Regions from separate parts of the Homo sapiens genome. Here region 1 is linked to region 2. Evidence: chromatin loops called from intact Hi-C (ENCODE). Cell type or tissue: PC-9. All regions are shown on one strand. Each heading gives the region's core, and the rest is flanking DNA. Links, peaks and the distances in the headings are about the cores only.

What was found. Peaks named below come from ENCODE experiments on the same cell type or tissue, not always from the same donor. Only the 100,000 strongest peaks of a DNase experiment are listed, where the experiment ranks them.
Region 1: a loop joins it to region 2, with 19 times the contacts of the local background. A loop is called at or near these places in 2 of 110 quality-filtered maps.

Annotation. Positions count from the first base shown.
Region 1 is chr2:204,522,535-204,530,874 of GRCh38, reverse strand. No RefSeq gene overlaps it. Among named protein-coding and RNA genes, the nearest start is that of PARD3B, 19 kb to the left of the region's middle. In PC-9, for the core only: no CTCF peak of the experiment used is centred there; no DNase peak of the experiment used is centred there.
Region 2 is chr2:204,660,928-204,669,267 of GRCh38, reverse strand. All of the region lies in intron 1 of PARD3B (par-3 family cell polarity regulator beta), which reads right to left. It overlaps LOC124907968 (a long non-coding RNA gene), which reads left to right. Exons shown (of 2, transcript XR_007088057.1): 2 at 172-405. Among named protein-coding and RNA genes, the nearest start is that of PARD3B, 120 kb to the right of the region's middle. RefSeq lists an enhancer at 3,973-4,540. In PC-9, for the core only: no CTCF peak of the experiment used is centred there; DNase peaks (open chromatin) are centred at 3,787 and 4,237; H3K27ac peaks cover 2,003 bases.

The sequences.
Region 1 (8,340 bases), core at 123-8,122, 140 kb after region 2:
AATATGTTTCAAGCACTCTTAGCTGAAGAACCCTTCATTAAGAAAACCTAATTCCTCTTTGTTTGTACTTAATATTCCCCAAGTAATCTTGACTGTAGGTTACATTTCCATCTGTTTGCCTCAGGGAGAAAATGTGTGATCCAAATACTACTTCATGAATGTCTTGTCTAAGTACCACCTTGAAGACTGGCACAGGCTACTGAACTGGATGTCTGGGTCCCGAGCTGGGCTCTGCCACCTACTACCTGTGGGATTCTGGACAAGTGACTCACCCTTTCTGTGTCTCAGTTTCCTTGTCTTAATGGGAATTCATAAGAGATCCTACATACCTTTCAGGATTGTTATGAGAATTGACATGAGACAAAAGACTTTTCAATAGTGCTTTCTGATTTAGACTTCACTTTTAGTAGATTTAGTTGGCTTGAGCCAATTTCTCAGACTTCCCTATTTGTGGGCACTGAAAAGCTTTTATGCTCAGATGCACAGGCTAAGAACTGCCTCTGACTTCCTAACTGACAGAACCCCTGGAAAGTACCTTTGGACAACGCTATCATTCTTTTTTTGTGGGGGGATGGGGAGAAGCAGAGTATAGTAAGGTAAATTCCTACAACCTCGTGGGCGAGGAAAACACCACTCCACACCTTGAGTCAGGGACAATAAGGGAATTGAATCTAGCTATGAGACAGCTTCCCAATCTTTTGCCTTTTGTCCCTGACATTCACTATGGTAGGAAATATCCAAACTCCTTGAAAAAAATATGCTGTGCATATGTAAGGTTTTATTGCTCAAATCACTCTGCCAAAGTCTCACACTCCCAAGGCCAAAGTGCGGCCTTTGAAGAAGTCCATTTGCAGAGGTGTGTCTACCATCTGGCCTAACCTGCCCAGAGGCAGGGAAACTGAAAACTAGTCCGATTCAGAAAGTAAAAGTGCTCCTGGCTCAGATTGAGGGATACGTATCTGGTCAGTACAGCAGAAGGCATCCAAGTTTGAACAGGGGCAACAAGCAGAGGCTGGGGCCTACACCTAAAGCAGAGTTACCCAACCCTAGGGACATGGCAAGACACTCTACAGTGTTGTCCAAACATAGTAATGAAACAATTCTTTAACATGTAATGGCACTGCACCCATGAATGCACCTCTACATCTGTAAGTCTAATAAAAACTCCTCTGAACTGACACGGTCAGCCCACTCTTCAAATTTCCCACTGGAAGTTGCAAAACTACTAACAACGTTTATATTTGGGATACTGTAAACTCGACTTCTTCCATAATGCTCTGGCTACCCCACCTGAACTCTGACTTTTGGGTAACATCATCACCTTTCCTGAAAATGTCTCTGACCAAATCACTTTATCTAGACCCAGCTCTGTTTCCCATACAATAATCCTGCCATCATGCAACTACCTCTGCTCTTTGAACACTGACCATCTGCTGATGCCACTGTGTCAACTTTTCTGCAGCTGTTGCATCCTCACCTTGAACATCATACCAGTCAGGGACCCGGCAGGAAACAGATGGTTCACTTAAAGGGTTAATTGAAAAGAGTTTAATGTGGGAACAATTTGCAAGTGTGGGCAGGGTGAAGGGAGCCAACAAGGGAGAGTGTACAGAGATTAGCGAGCAAGAAGCTTAATGCCCGGAGGCCTGAGAAGGCAAGAGGACAGGGCAGATACCAGATCCTGGATAGAGGCACAGCTGTGGGATAGCACTACCCCACAGAATCTGTGGCCACAGGTTAAGTGGCACAGTCGTCACCCAGTGCACCAGGCTCCAGAGACACCAAATGTGCCACATAACTGGGAGAACAGATAGCCCAGCTTTCTCTTCTCTTATTCTTCATTTTTCTGTCGAGTCTCTTAATTGGTTGACTCTAACTTGAATCCATAGCTCTGTCCTGGAAACAAAGCTAGCCCTCTCTAGATCTGCAGGCATTGCGTGCACATAGCATTGCAGTTAAGAGCATGAGGTGGCCAGCTGAGATTACCTGAGTTTGAATCCCAGCTCTACCACTTACTAGTTGTGTGACCTCAGCGCAATTATTTAAGTCCTTAGGCTTTAATTTCCTTGTGTGTGAGTGGAGCTAATACTAGTACACATGCTGCTGTAACAATTTACCACTAACTTAGTAGCTTAAAACAATACACATGTATTATTTTACAGTCTGAAGCTCAGAAGTCTAAAATGGTTCTTACAGGGCTGATTTCAAGGTATTCCTTCTGAAGGCACTAGAGAAAAATCTCTTCCTTGCCTTTTACAGTTTCTAGAGGCTGCCCACATTCCTTGGCTCATGACCCTATCACTCCACCCTCTACTTCCATCTTCACATCTCCTTCTCTGACCCCCTGCCTCCCTCTTATAAGGCCATTTGGACTACATTGGGCCTACCCAAATAATCAGGATAATCATCTCATCTCAATATCCTTCACTTAATCTCATGTGCGAAATCCTTCACCCACAAAATCACATGTGCAAAGTCCTTTTTGCTATATAAGGTAACATATTCACAGGTTCTGGGGATAAGGACCTAGACATCTTTAGGAGACCATTATTTTGCTTACCACAGCACCTCACAAGATGGCTGTGACAGCATACAAGATAATGATCTGTGAAAACTGCCTAACTCAATGCCTGGCATATATGAAATAGGCAATAAATGCTGGCTGTAATTTTTAGGAACCCTTTCCCCTCCTCCCTTCTTATTCTTCATGCTGAAGACTCTTAATTTGTTCATTTTATCTAGCCTCCTTCACTTTCTCCTTTCTGGGGAGAAATCTTACAAAAGACAAAAATCTGGTGTAGGGGTAATATAGATTAGAAGTGTGTCCCTTCCAAATCTCATGCTGAAGTGTAATCCCCAATGTTGGAAGTGGGGCCTGGTGGGAGGTGTTTGGGGAGTAGACCCTTCATGAATGACTTGGTGCTGTCCTCATGATAATGAGTGTGTTCTTGTTCTGAGTTAATGCAAAATCTAGTTGTAAAAGAGGGTGGCATCTCTCCTTTCTCTTGCTTCCTCACTGGCCATGTGACACCCCCACTCCCACTTCACCTTCTTCCATGAGTAAAATCTCCCTGAGGACTCACCAGAAGCAAAGCAGATGCCAGTGCCATGCTTCCTGTACAGCCTGAAGAACCATGAGTCAATTAAACATATTTTCTTTATAAATTACCCAGTCTTGGATATTTCTTTACAGCAACAGAAAAATAGGCTAACACAAGGGAGAATTAATGAGTTCTGTTTTGAATGTGTTGAATTTGAAGTGCTTGCAGGGAAAATGGATAAAAATAGTAGGCAATTGGGAAACTGGCTCAGAGGAGATATTGGGGCTGAATCTAGGTTTTAGAATCATGTGTATGATTCAATTCACAGGATTTGATGTCACTGATGAGACAGTATGTAAAACAAGAAAGAAAGATTGAAGAGGAGCCCTGGGGAGCAATACCATTTAAAGGGAAGGAGAAGACTCTCCAAGGAGACCCTGAACAAATGGATAGAGAGGTTCAAGAAGACCAAGAAGTGACAGATGCCTCTAAGGCTAATGTGGGAGAAGATTCCAACGAGTATGGTCACAAAAGTCTCACAGGGATGAGAAAGATGAGGACTAAATGTGGCAGGTAAGTTGGAAGTAGTCTTTTTTGGTAGAGTTTCAGTTGAGTAGTGGATGCATAAACCAGATTTTAGTTGTCATGTTTGCTGCATGTTTCAATGAATTGCTGGAGTGAATGACTGGTGAGGAACAAAGAAAGTGAGGCTTTATAAAATGGGCTGTTGGCCAGGTACAGTGGCTCATACCTGTAATCCCAGCACTTTGGGAGGCTGAGGCAGGCAGATCACCTGAGGTCAGGAGTTTGAGACCAGCCTGGTCAACATGGTGAAGCCCCATCTCTACTAAAAATACAAAAATTAGCTGGGCGTGGTGGTACCCTCCTGTAATCCCAACTACTTGGGAGGCTGAGGCAGGAGAACAGCTTGAACCCAGGAGGCAGACATTGCAGTGAGCCAAGATTGTGCCACTGCACTCCAGCCTGGGAGACAGAGCAAGACTCTGTCTCAAACAAACAAACAAAAACAAACAAAAAAAGGCTGTTACAGGAAGAAAAGGATGTGGTGGCAGCATAAGTGGTCATAGACAGGTGAATATTTGTTTTAGGGTGAAGTAGACGTGGTTGCATTTATAGCCCTGGGGAGGAATCCAGTAGAAAAGTAGATATCATGGATAAAAGCTAGAGGTGTAATTCATGGAGCAAGTCTTAGAATAGGTTAGATTAAGCAAAAAGTGGAAAGAGATAAGGATGGCTAAAATGATGGGTAAGTTTGAATAGGAAAAGGAAGGTTTTAAGGAAGTTCTGCCTGATCGCCTTTTTTCTGTGAGGTTGGAGGTAAGGTGGTCTATTGAGAATGAGAGTGGCAGCATGAAGGGTACATGGCTTTGAGTTTCAAGGAGATATTGCTGTGAATTAAAAGGTGAACTGACTGGGTGACCTGAAGGTTGCTAAGCATGACTATGAACTCAATGAAGTTCAAGAACCGTACATTTCCAACAGAGCCCATCAGCATGGTTATACGGTTGTCTCTGACAGTAATCTGAGGATTAGCATGGTGGGTGGAATAGAGGGTGAGGAGGACCAGAGAATAGAGAGTATGGCTGACATGATTAACAATACCAGTTACTTCACCATCAATATGCATTGGCCTGCCCATATCATTTCTGAGTTTGCTAGGTGCCTGTAACCTTCAACTTAACTTGACCTCAGGCACCTACTCATTCATCCATACACTAGACCTTCATGTCTTTTTAAACTGCTCCCTCTCAAAGCTTTTGGTTTCTGAAATTGCCCTCTAACCACATTCATACACTTCTTACCACTTCCACTCCTTCTTTCCATTAACATTTCCTCTTTGCCTTCAACTTGACCTTCAGACTCTTAACCTGGATTCTCTCACACTTTTCTTTTCTTTTGAATTAATTGACTTTCCTGGCCAGCCAATACTCTGCATTTAGCCTTTGCATACTTTTACTTTCATATTTACATAAACACCAAGCAGAAATTGCCATTCTTTTTCTTTACTGCATCTCCGTCATAGAGAAACTTACAGTTTGAGAATGAATGTTGAACTTGCAACTGTTAGGGCAGATGCAGATACTATTTCAAATAATTCTGGTCCTGAAGACTAGTTAAATTGTGAGGCAATTCCCAGTCTGAGTCTGTTCTTGAGTGGGCCCAGCTTGGGATGATCTTGGAGTCAGTAGGTGGAATTAAAGTCCTGGTTCCGATTAAGAGTGCACCCGACCGGGCACGGTGGCTCACACCTGTAATCCCAGCACTTTGGGAGGCCGAGGTGGGCAGATCACGAGGTCAGGAGATCGAGACCATCCTGACTAATGCGGTGAAACCCCATCTCTACTAAAAATACAAAATACTAGCCGGGCATGGTGGTGGGCACCTGTAGTCCCAGCTACTTGAAAGGCTGAGGCAGGAGAATGGCGTGAACCGGGAGGTGGAGCTTGCAGTGAGCCAAGATTGTGCCACTGCACTCCAGCCTGGGCCACAGAGCAAGACTCCATCTCAAAAAAAAAAAAAAAAAAAAAAAAAAAGAATGCACCCCACTTCCCCACTTATCCCCAGCCTTAGACTTCCAGAAGCTCGCTTCTCTTCCCCTAAATTTTATTCATTTATCTTCACCATTGGGAAAGCCAAGTCACTTTCTAGTGGCTGAAAGGCAAGGTATTATTTCACTGGAACTCAGTACAAACTCAACTTGTGGGAATAAGATTTATTTTGCACTCTGAGCCACTACCAGTTATGAGCTCACAGTGAGTGCTAATCTGAAAAAGAGAACTTGATAAATTCTTGACATTCATTTGCAAAACTCATTCAAACTAATCCCACTTATCGTTCTCATATACTTTATTTTCTATGATAGAAAATGTTAGCTCTTATGTTAATGGTAATTTGGAGGATTCTTAAGATAAAAGGAGCATGGCCTTTCATAATTCACATAGAGAAGAAGGATCACAGAAAGCTAGACAAATATGACCTTGTAGAAGTTACCACATCTCTCCGGCCCCAGTTCCTACATCTCTCTGGCCCCAATAAAATGGGGATAAACATACCTACTGCATATAATTCTTGTTACAATTATAGAAAATTATGTTATAAAGTATCAAGAATGGTCTCCAGTGGTACGTCTGCAAGATTGTCTGTTGCCAACTTATCACCACCATCACCACACCCTTCCGAGTCCTGAAACTACATATCCCAGAGTCCACGTCCCAGCACAGTTCTGAGTTACAGTTTGTCCATGAGGATTAGACATAGCAGCTTCATTTATATGGCCCTTTGCAGATTCCTTCAAGATCCTGCATTGCAGTCTCAGTTTATGCTTCTACTACAATGACTAGATACTCATAGCTTCTAGACACTTTTATGAGTTCTGGTTATGCCACCCCTGCTAGTGCTTCTGGGAAGTGGTTTGTGACTGTTTTCCTGCGTAATGGTTAATTTTATATGTCAAATTGACTAGCTTAAGGGATGCACAGATAGCTGGTAAAACATTTCTGGGTGTATCTCTGAGAGTGTTTCTTGAAGAGATTACAAATTGAATCAGTGGACTAAGAAGATGCACCCTTACCAGTGTGGGTAGGCATCACTGAGAGCCCCAATAGAACAAAAAGGTGAAGGAAGGACAAATTATCTCTCTCTTGTTGAGTGGGACATCCATCTTGCCCTAGTTCTCAGGTCTTCAGACTTCAGTATTTAGACCAGCAGTCTTCCTGATTCTCAGGCCTTCAACCTCAGAGTGTGAGTTACATCTTCAGCTGCCCTGGTTCATAGGCCTTTAGAATTAGACTGAATTATACCACTAGTTTTCCTGGTTCTCCAGTTTGCAGACAGCAGAACGTGGAACCTCTCAGTGTTTACAATTGCTTGAGCTAATTCCCATAATAAATCTCCTCTTGCATATATATATACATTCTACTGTTTCTGTTTATCTGGAGAACCCTGTCTAACATATCCTAGTTCTCCAGTTGCAGGGTTCCAGCCCCTCTTTCCCCAGCTTGAGATGGCTCTGTTATTTTTTTTAACCAGTCCTAAGTTGGTATCCTATCAGAATATTTCTATGAAAGTCATTCCTACAATTGTGCAATTCTAGGTCTGAAAATAATCTCACGGAAGCATTTACTTTTTGCTTTTTTAAAATAGTTATTTTGGCTCTATTTCTATATAATGCTCCAAACTTCTTTACTAATTTTTACAGGCAGATTTTTACGCTCTGTCAAAATAAGAGTTTTATATTTGCTTATCCATTTCTGAAAAACCTCAAGCATCTAATAACTATTTTTAAAACTGGACTTTATTGGTATTTTATGGGCCTCTTCAATTAATCTGACAAACTGAAATTTACCACTGCTGCCATTGCTAGTCTGTGTTATTATCCCAATCCATTCCTCCCTTTATGATTTACTGAGAATGAATCTCCTGTTAAGAGGTTAACAGTTAGTTTTTCATCTATTTCTCCACAAATTACGCTGCTGCATACATATGTTAAAGCTATAATTCATAAATGAGAGTTAATGATATGTATTTTCTAATCTTGTGAGTAATTTTTAAGATTGATTTTGTTTAACAGTATGAATAAGCTATTTTTAGAAATGTGCAGTCTTGTCCAAAGTCCCTACTGGAGAGTCAAAAAAACCCAGGGTCTCAGAAGCTGGGTGTGGGTGGTGGTGGGCGCAGGAATAGACAGGAGTAAAAGGGAGCTGATGGCCGATTTCTAGGCTGAGGTGGAAAGAAAGTCAGAAAACTAAGGCTCCAAGGATGGAAGAAGAACAAAGTGACAATGGCTAATGGCTGTTGAGCTCTTAAGTCTCAGTCCTTGTTTTAAGTGCTCTTCCCATAGTATTACCTTAATTCCCAATCCACAACCCTAGAAAGTACTTATTATTACTAAACCCACATATCAGTTAGGGTGAGATATCAGAGAGTAGCAAGAGGGTGGGCTGCCTGAGGACTGAAAGGGCAAGGGGAGGAACGGTGTTACGGGGGCCCAGTGATTGCTACCACCATGGAGAAAGAGCCACTGCCAGAGCTGATCTTGAAGGGTTGTGGCCAGGTGAAGATCTGCAGTGTTGAGAGGCAAGGAGAAGATTAAGAAATACTCCAACCTTTCTCTCTTTTGCAACCTGACCTGCCATTGGCTAAACCCAAGCAAGTCTCACTGAGGCTATGTGCATGGCTTTGTTTTGGGGGATGGGGGCCAAATACAGAATAACAAACACTACTTTCCATTTTAGAAATGCAGAAGTCAAGGCTCAAAGAGGTCAAATACTTTCTCAAG
Region 2 (8,340 bases), core at 212-8,211:
TTCTAGGAAAAATTATAAATGCCTGGTATCTAGAATGTAAGAAGCAACACATTCATATCACCAAACTGAAATAAAGAAGGGTTCTACTGGTTTCCTATTTCTCCGGTTACAAATTACCTACCAACTTAGTGGACTGCAATAACACTGATTTATTATCTTCTAATTCTGCAGGCCTGAAGTCAGGCGTGGATCTTACTAGGTGAACATCAAGATGTGAGTGGACCTGAATTCCTTTCTGGAGGCTCCAAGGGAGGATTCATTAACTTGCTTTTTCTACCTTCTGAAGAGGTTGCCCACATTCTTTAGCTCTTTGGTCCCTTCCAACTTCAAAACCATAAATGGCCAGTCAAGTCTGACCTTCTCTCCTGCTTCCCTCTTCCACAAATAAAGACCCCTGTGATTACACTGAGCCCACCAGGTTAATCTCTCTAGCTTAAAGTAAACTGACCAATCTTAATTTCATATGTTACCTTAATTCTCATTTGTCATGTAACATCACATATACAAATGTTCTAGGGACTAGGAAGTAGACATCTTTCAGATGGTGTTACTCTGCCAACCATAAGGACGGAATGTATTGTCTTTTTTATGAAAAAGGTGTCTTAACAGCACTAAGAATATTCCGAATTAAATGTAAATAAAAGTCAGTGTGCTAGAAGACTTACCTCAGAGATGTATTTGGAATGAAAAGGGTTACAAATTAAGCTGATGACGTAACTAAAAAACATATCTTCGGAAACTTTTAGTGTTAATTTAGAAGTCCAATCTTCAGGAAACGTTGAGTCAAATTCAACTTCTGGGCCTGACATTCTGGAGAATCTTACTCAAGGAAAGCATTAGTTTTTAAACAGTCCATGAGACAACAGAGGTATGAAACAGAGATGGAAAATCTAGAATTGAAATGAAACGTAAACTAACTGAGTCAATAAGAATTCAAAGTGAGCCAAACACATATTTCAATAATAACTTCTAATCTAAAGCACAGAAGCGCTAATCAATCAGAACAGATGCCAGCTGGGTAAGGCCATTCAAGTGTCACCAGCTGACTGCATCAGTCCATCCATTGACCTTTAGAGCTATGCTCACCATGGGGAAAATATTTCCAGACCAACTCTCTCCTCTCTCTCCTGCTTATTCAGTCCTTTCAGATTGGGGAAATGATTAGAATGCCTCCACAGTAAATAAGACTTCATAGACTTGAAAGAAGGCTTTTCATTTATTTACACCTCCTTCCACAACAGAAATGTAGGTTTATTATCAAATGATCCCCTGCTTTCTTCTGTCCATACAAGAATCACCAATGTTTTAACTCTCTTTATATATACACCTCGTTAGGCATACTTTTTCTTATTTGTCTTTGAAATCTTCACAAGTCTTTCACATGCTAAAAGGCAGAGTCCAAAAATTTATATGGCTTGTTAACAAACCCTGATTTAAACCAAACTGTTATTTAGTGTGACTACATGAAAGGCACAGCATAAGGCATAGTGGGAATATAAAGATTCTATGAAAGCGCTGCCTTTTCTCACTATGTGTGACTGCCTTTTTCACTATTTGTGACTCCCCCATGGAAGGCAGAGGCTCTCACACACACAAGCACACACATTCACATGCACACAAAAAATTAGACTAGAAGAGAGTCCATTATAAGATCTGTAACAAAGAAGAAAGCATGAGTGACAGAATGGGAAGGTGGAAAATGTGAGTCAAGTTCAGTATTTGCCTTAATTGAATGTGAGATGCCTCCAAGTGATCCAGGTAAAGAAGTCTAACAGGCAGCTAAAAATCTGGGACTGGAACTCAGAAGAGAGGTCAGACCTAGGACATACACATTGGTAAGTTATATGCATGGAGGTAATATTCAGAGTCAAGGAAAACACATGATATCTGAGGAATTTGAGGTAAAAAAAAATATTTAAGGTAAAAAAATTGAGTTTAAAAAAAACAAATATTTGAGCATTTGCCAACATCATGTATTGGGTGATTTCTATGCAGAGGCACTGAGCTTGCTGCAGTTACAGTAATGAACAAGGGAACACAGCCCCTGCTTTTATGAAGATTCCAGCCTAGTGAACTCTAATCAAAGAGAAATATCCCCAGTAATTTTAAGACCACTCCTAAGTAATTTTTATAACACCCATGATTAAGTCTTTCTGCCATTCTCTTGCCTTACCATGGCCTACTCAGCATTTCCTCATCCTCTCTCCCAGATGGGTATCCGGACATAAGCTGTCTCCCTTATATTCACACCATTCAATGCATATGTCCAGTTCTCAGTTTCCTTTGTCAATCAGCATCTTCTGCTCAGCCTTTACATCCAAATCCCTCAATGTTCACTCAGTCCTAGATACATGACTCTACTTTTCCATATCTCTGTTTTCTCTCCAGTAAGCTCATCTACCGCTAGGACTTTAACCTGGATGGCTCCCAAACACATTTCTACCATGACTTATTACTGAGGGCTCCAACCTTACATCTCAACATAGATGCCTAAACCTACATGCCCAAAACTGAGTGCATGGCATTCTACACCTTAGGTGTTTTTTTTTCATAGCAAATGGTGATAGTTTCCCACTTGTGTGAGCCAAAATTCTAGGATTCATCTATACCCCTCTCTATAACCCCCCTTATGATATCCATCGACAAATTCTATTGACTTTATCTTCTAAATCTATCTCAAGCTGTTCACTTCCCTTCACTCTTACAACTACTCTCTGGGCCAAGTTAACCATCATCTCTTGCTCTCACTACAGCAATAGCCACCTATTGGTTTCTCTACATCGACTCACTTTTCTCCAAATATTCCATGCCCTTCCTATAGTGACATATTTGGAGTCCTACTACTGCTTTAATCCAAAAAGCCCTTCTCCTTTGCTGAAATTACCTTTTATTTTTCCCTCTCTAGTTTAATATTAGAGAGTATCTCTCTAGGTCCAACCTTCATGACTCTTCATCTCACATATGAATCCTTCCTCAGTTCTCCAATTAGAATTAATTTATTATTCCATCGCACCCACCATTACCTTGTTCACATTTTGATTACATCTATTATTTCATTTTGCCTCTATGATTAGTTGCTTATTTGTTTCTTTCTCAAGAGCAGGGGCAATGTCTTCATCAACTTAAAATGCTTTACTCCCCCACTTGAGAGCCCAATCCATCATTATAAAGATTGCCTGGGCTCCACAGGCAGTCAAGTCCATTACTACTGGTGACTGCTGCATGGAAAAGATCATCATATTCAGACAAAGAATGGTTAGTACCAGAGTAAGTTCAAGAAGGAAAATTCATACCAGTAGGCATCAGGCAAACTCATTCATCATTCCATAAATAGTTACTGAACAGCTTTATACTCTGTGAGAGGACAATGTCACAGTCACAAACTCTTTAAAGTTTGCTATATCACATATACAGCCCAAGATATTCCTTGGAGCCCTCTAAAACTTGGTAAGAAGTACGCTAATCGATGCCTATGTTAGATCTCATTTATCCCACTAATTTCTAGTTTCTTGCAACCACAGCTTTCTTGTGAGAATACTTATAAAAATTACCAGTTAGAGGTCACAGACTGTGTCATCAAAAAGGGCCTTTCTTCTAATTACTTCATTTTACAGATGAGGAAATTGAGACCCAGATTTTACACACTCCCTGAGGTCACAAAATTGGCCAATGGCACAGCCAAGATCATAGCATGATTTCCCTGAGTCTTGGTCTAGTGAGTTGGGACTCAATGATCTGTGTAAAACAGAAGGGATCATAGGCGTGGATAATTGGAATGGCTGGAATTTTTCATCCACTGGTTGAGGAATGTGACTCACTCCCTCTAAAATAAGAAAATCTGCCATTGGGAGTGGGACCACAGCCCTGAACCAGATGCCACAGAAGAGCCACACCAGGAAGAGCATCCTTGTTCCTCTGGCAGAGCCCTTCTAGTCCTTTTAACAGGAGCCAAACAGCTTGAGGGTGGGTCATTCCCAGGCAGAGACCCCACCTATAATATGGTCAAAAGATATAGCTTATTATTTGAGGCTATCTCAACACCTTTCACAACTATATGCATATATTTGAGTCATTTTCTAAACCCTAAAATGGGAATATCTTATATTTTCTAAAGATTTTGAAAAGCTGAGATGAAAGAACAAAGACAAAAAAAAAAACAAAAACAAGAAAATCATAGCCACAAACATGATTACCACACTGCAGTATTCTGAAGAGCCACTCCCCACCACATTCTTAACATTCCTAAATCAGTACAAACATTTTCTCTACAGTCTTCATGAGAGCAACGGATTTGCTAAAACTGAACCTAGAAAATATTTACATATGCCAAAGTTCCTATTAAATGCTAGGCTTTTAAACTAATGCCCAACAAACATGGTAAAGAATGAGATGAAAGAAAAGGAGAGAGTGAGAAGACACTGATTATACCTCAAACTGTTTCAGGCTACCTCATCCTGTATGCATTCACTAATGAGCTCAGAAGAAAAATTCTGACTATTTCTGCTCTCTGACATTCACATAGCTTACAGAAAACTATTATCAGGAAATATAGCCAAAGAAATAAGCCCTGCTAATGAGTCCAAATTCTCAAAAGCTATTTGCCTATAAGTTCTTCAGAATAGATTTTACCAGAGCCAAAATGTGCTTAAAAGGAAATTTCCTTAAAACCCAGGATCCATTTTTAAGTGTGTGTAAATAAAAATATCCTTTTTATACAATGCAATGTCACTTACTATCATGTCAAACTGGAAAAAAAAATCAGCATTCAATATAGCAGACCAATGATCAAAACGTAACTAACTTTCAGGGAGGGTGGTAAGCATTTAGTTATGCCCCGTCTGGCAAAAATTTTATTTGCTTTATGTTACTTGCAGGCCACAACTTCTCCAGCTCATCTGGTGCATGCAAACACAACAGACACTCCCAGATGAAAATAATATATGGTTTCTCCATTACTTGAAAAACAAAAAAGACTAGTATCTGAGAGCAAGCAATTGATGCTCTATTCCATATTCAATCTTATCACCCCAAATATTTTCTGCCTTGTCATCTATTTTTGAGATTTGAGTTAAGAATGAAGGTTCTCAGAATAAAACCTATCCACTGGCATTACTACCCAACATATATGTAAGCTATTAGACAGTCATGGGGTTAGAACATATCCAAGCCACAGTATTAGCCTCAGGTCATAAATCAAATAAAAATCCCACCCAATTAAGGGCCCTATTCTTTGAACAATATGAGTTTACTGTCATGTTTGGATACTGAAAAGAGTTTTTGCAATCTGTTTCTCATCTGCTGTCCATTACTTGTACACTTAAAAAATGTGTTTTACAACTTCAGCGAATGCACACATGCCAAAAACACCACTTTTTAAAATCATGGGGGCATGAATTCACACTATAATAATGCAACCGTATATGACAGCTGAAATCAGATCTGTAAATGTCTAATTACCAAATTTATAAATTATGATTTTTAAAATAGTTATCTACTATGTCCACACAGTATGGTAGCTGCTATCTACAAAACGAGATTAATCTTCCCTACAACACTTACGGGTAAATATTAACACTCTCCTACAGACAAGAAAAATAAGGCTCAAAGAGGTAGCTCACCTCACAGAAGGTGAAAGAGCTGGTAAGAGGAGGAATCACACCTGGAGTTTGTAAGCCCAGGTCCAATGCCGCATTTCAAATACTTCACCTCCTATCCATCTACCTTCAATACGATCTTTATATTTTAAAATCCAAGCCAACTAATAAGTGTCATCATTTCCTTTATCTGGTAAAAATCAGTACAATAGGTATGAGTTTAGGTTCCAGAAGTGTTTTGACTTTAATACTCACATTTCCCAATATGATTGTAAGTTCAGCAAATACCTTTAAGCACTGACACTGCAACTAAGGGATGCGGGTGATATTCTCACTGTCATGGCACTAAAATTCAGTAGAAGGATGTGTCCATGCAGAGCTCAGGATACCTCATAGGGAACCTCAGGAAGCCGAGGCTAGCTCACATGAGAATGGCAGGGTGGGCAGCAATGGGCAAGACAGCAGGTACGAGCCAGCTGTGGCCCAACAAGTAGGGCCAGCCTGGGGAAAACAGTAACCATGGTTACAGCTTGGATTAAGCTCATGTCTACATGTTCGTCATGGCGAACTGGGATAAGGAATTACTAAAATGTGGCAAATGTAAAGATACCTATATGGTTAGTTTTGGTGTTTGGATAAGGGAGGAAAGGTAGCATAGCCCCACTTCTTGATGAAGTATAATGGGGTTACAGTATGAGAGTAAATCTGATAATGCAAACCAGGCATTTGGAAAATATGTAATAGAACAGCAGTTTTTAAAGTTGGTCCACAGACTCTTGGGGGTCTCAAGTCCAAAAGGTCAAAGCTATTTCCATAATAATTCTATCATGTTATTGGCCTTATTTACTGTGTTGCCATTTGGACTGATGGCGGGTCAAACTGCTGGTGTCTTAGCATGAATAATGGCAGAGGCACCCAACTATATGAATAGTCATTTTGTTTTTTACCACTACCCAGTACCAGTTCAAAACATAAACAACAGGCAGTTTCACTCAAGGTCTGTAACCAAGCAATAACAATTATAAATGTTATTAAACCTCAACCCTTGAACTTACGTATCTTTAATATTCTATGTGACAAAATAGGAAGTACACATGAAGCACTTCTGATGTATGATGGTTCTGCAAAGAAAAAGAACTTGTGTGATTATGTTGCAAGCTGAACCACCTGCTGTTTTCATGGAACACCATTTTTTTATTTGAATGAATGACTGAAAGGCAGATGATGGTTTTCCAGACTGGTTATTTGGCAAAGATTTTCTTGAAAATATATAAAGTAAGCCCATTACTTCAATGAAAACTCACTGTATCTGTTGCCAATAATAAAATTCCAGCTTTCAAAGGAAAATTAGAATTTTTGCCAACTTGTATTTGCCACCATGAGCTTGACAGCTTCCCAGTACTGAAGAACCTTTCTGATAAGATCAGTGGTAATATTAATAAATGCAATGATTTTGATAACAAATAATAAAATCTGTCACTATTTGGAAGATCTGCATAACTCAATCTATGAATATTTTCCAAGGGACAAATGTATGATGTTACAAAATCACGTGTGGATAACAGTTCCATTCAAAATGCAAGATAGACCAGTGTATTTTACAGTACAGAAAGTTCATTGATATTGTTTCATTTTCTCCCTTGTAAGAAATCCTTAAGAAACTACCATTTGTCAAGTTTTAGTACAGTATTAGAGAAGAATACCCAAAATTACCTGAAAAGAGTATTAAAATGATCCTTTCTTTTCCAGCTACATATTTGTATGAGGCCCAGTTTCTACATAAACCAAAATAGGCACAACAGATTGAATGCAGAAGGAGATATAAGAATCCAGCTGTCTTCCCTTAAATCAGACACTAAAGAAATCTGTGAAAATGTAAAACAATACTTTTTTCAGTAAAGATTTTTGTTCTTAGAAGATAGTTATTTTCTCATAAAAATATATTATTTCATCAACATGTAATGGGTTTATTTTTAAATAAATTTGTTAAATAATTTAGAATCCCTTAGTTATAATATCTAATCCAAAATATTGATAAATATAAGCCACATATACTTAAGCTCATTTGGGTTCTCAAGGAGTTAAGACAGCAAAGAGGTCCTGTGAACAAAAGTTTGAAAACCCCTATAGCAGAGTACTGTATTCCAGATGGAGATGAGGAAATGGTTCCTGAATATTGTGGCTCATTCTGCCTCTGGTCATGAGGTACTTGGTTTCAATATTAAATGTCTTGTTTAGATATTTTAAAGGGGAAAGTAAGTTGCATCTCGGGGACTCCAAGGCCTTCAACAGCAGCATCTTCTTGACACTTCTTCAGGTATTCTTATTCAGCAGGTGGGAAACACAAGCAAAGGGGAAGGGAAAAACCGTTAACACCAGCCTTGTGGATTCACACTAACATTTATTCACCTTTACTGTGAATGTCACTGGGTAATCTTCCTGGGGACATTCTTTTGGGTTTGAGATGGGGAAAGAGGAAGGGTTACTACCTGTTCCTAATTTAACAAAAAAGTATAATGGAAAAGAAACTGAGGAATTGAGTGCTTCAAAAATGTCCCTCAATCTATCAGTTGTTACTAGGAAGAATCACTGCTCACTACTAGGCCTGACTTAAAAGGAGGCCTGACTTGTAGGGCAAGTCACTGGCAGTGCTCCCTGGGGAAAGCATCAGTACTCAACTGCTCATCCAATACACAGGTATCCAGGCACTGCAATGAAAGAAAATTTGGGTTTAAACTCAACTTGG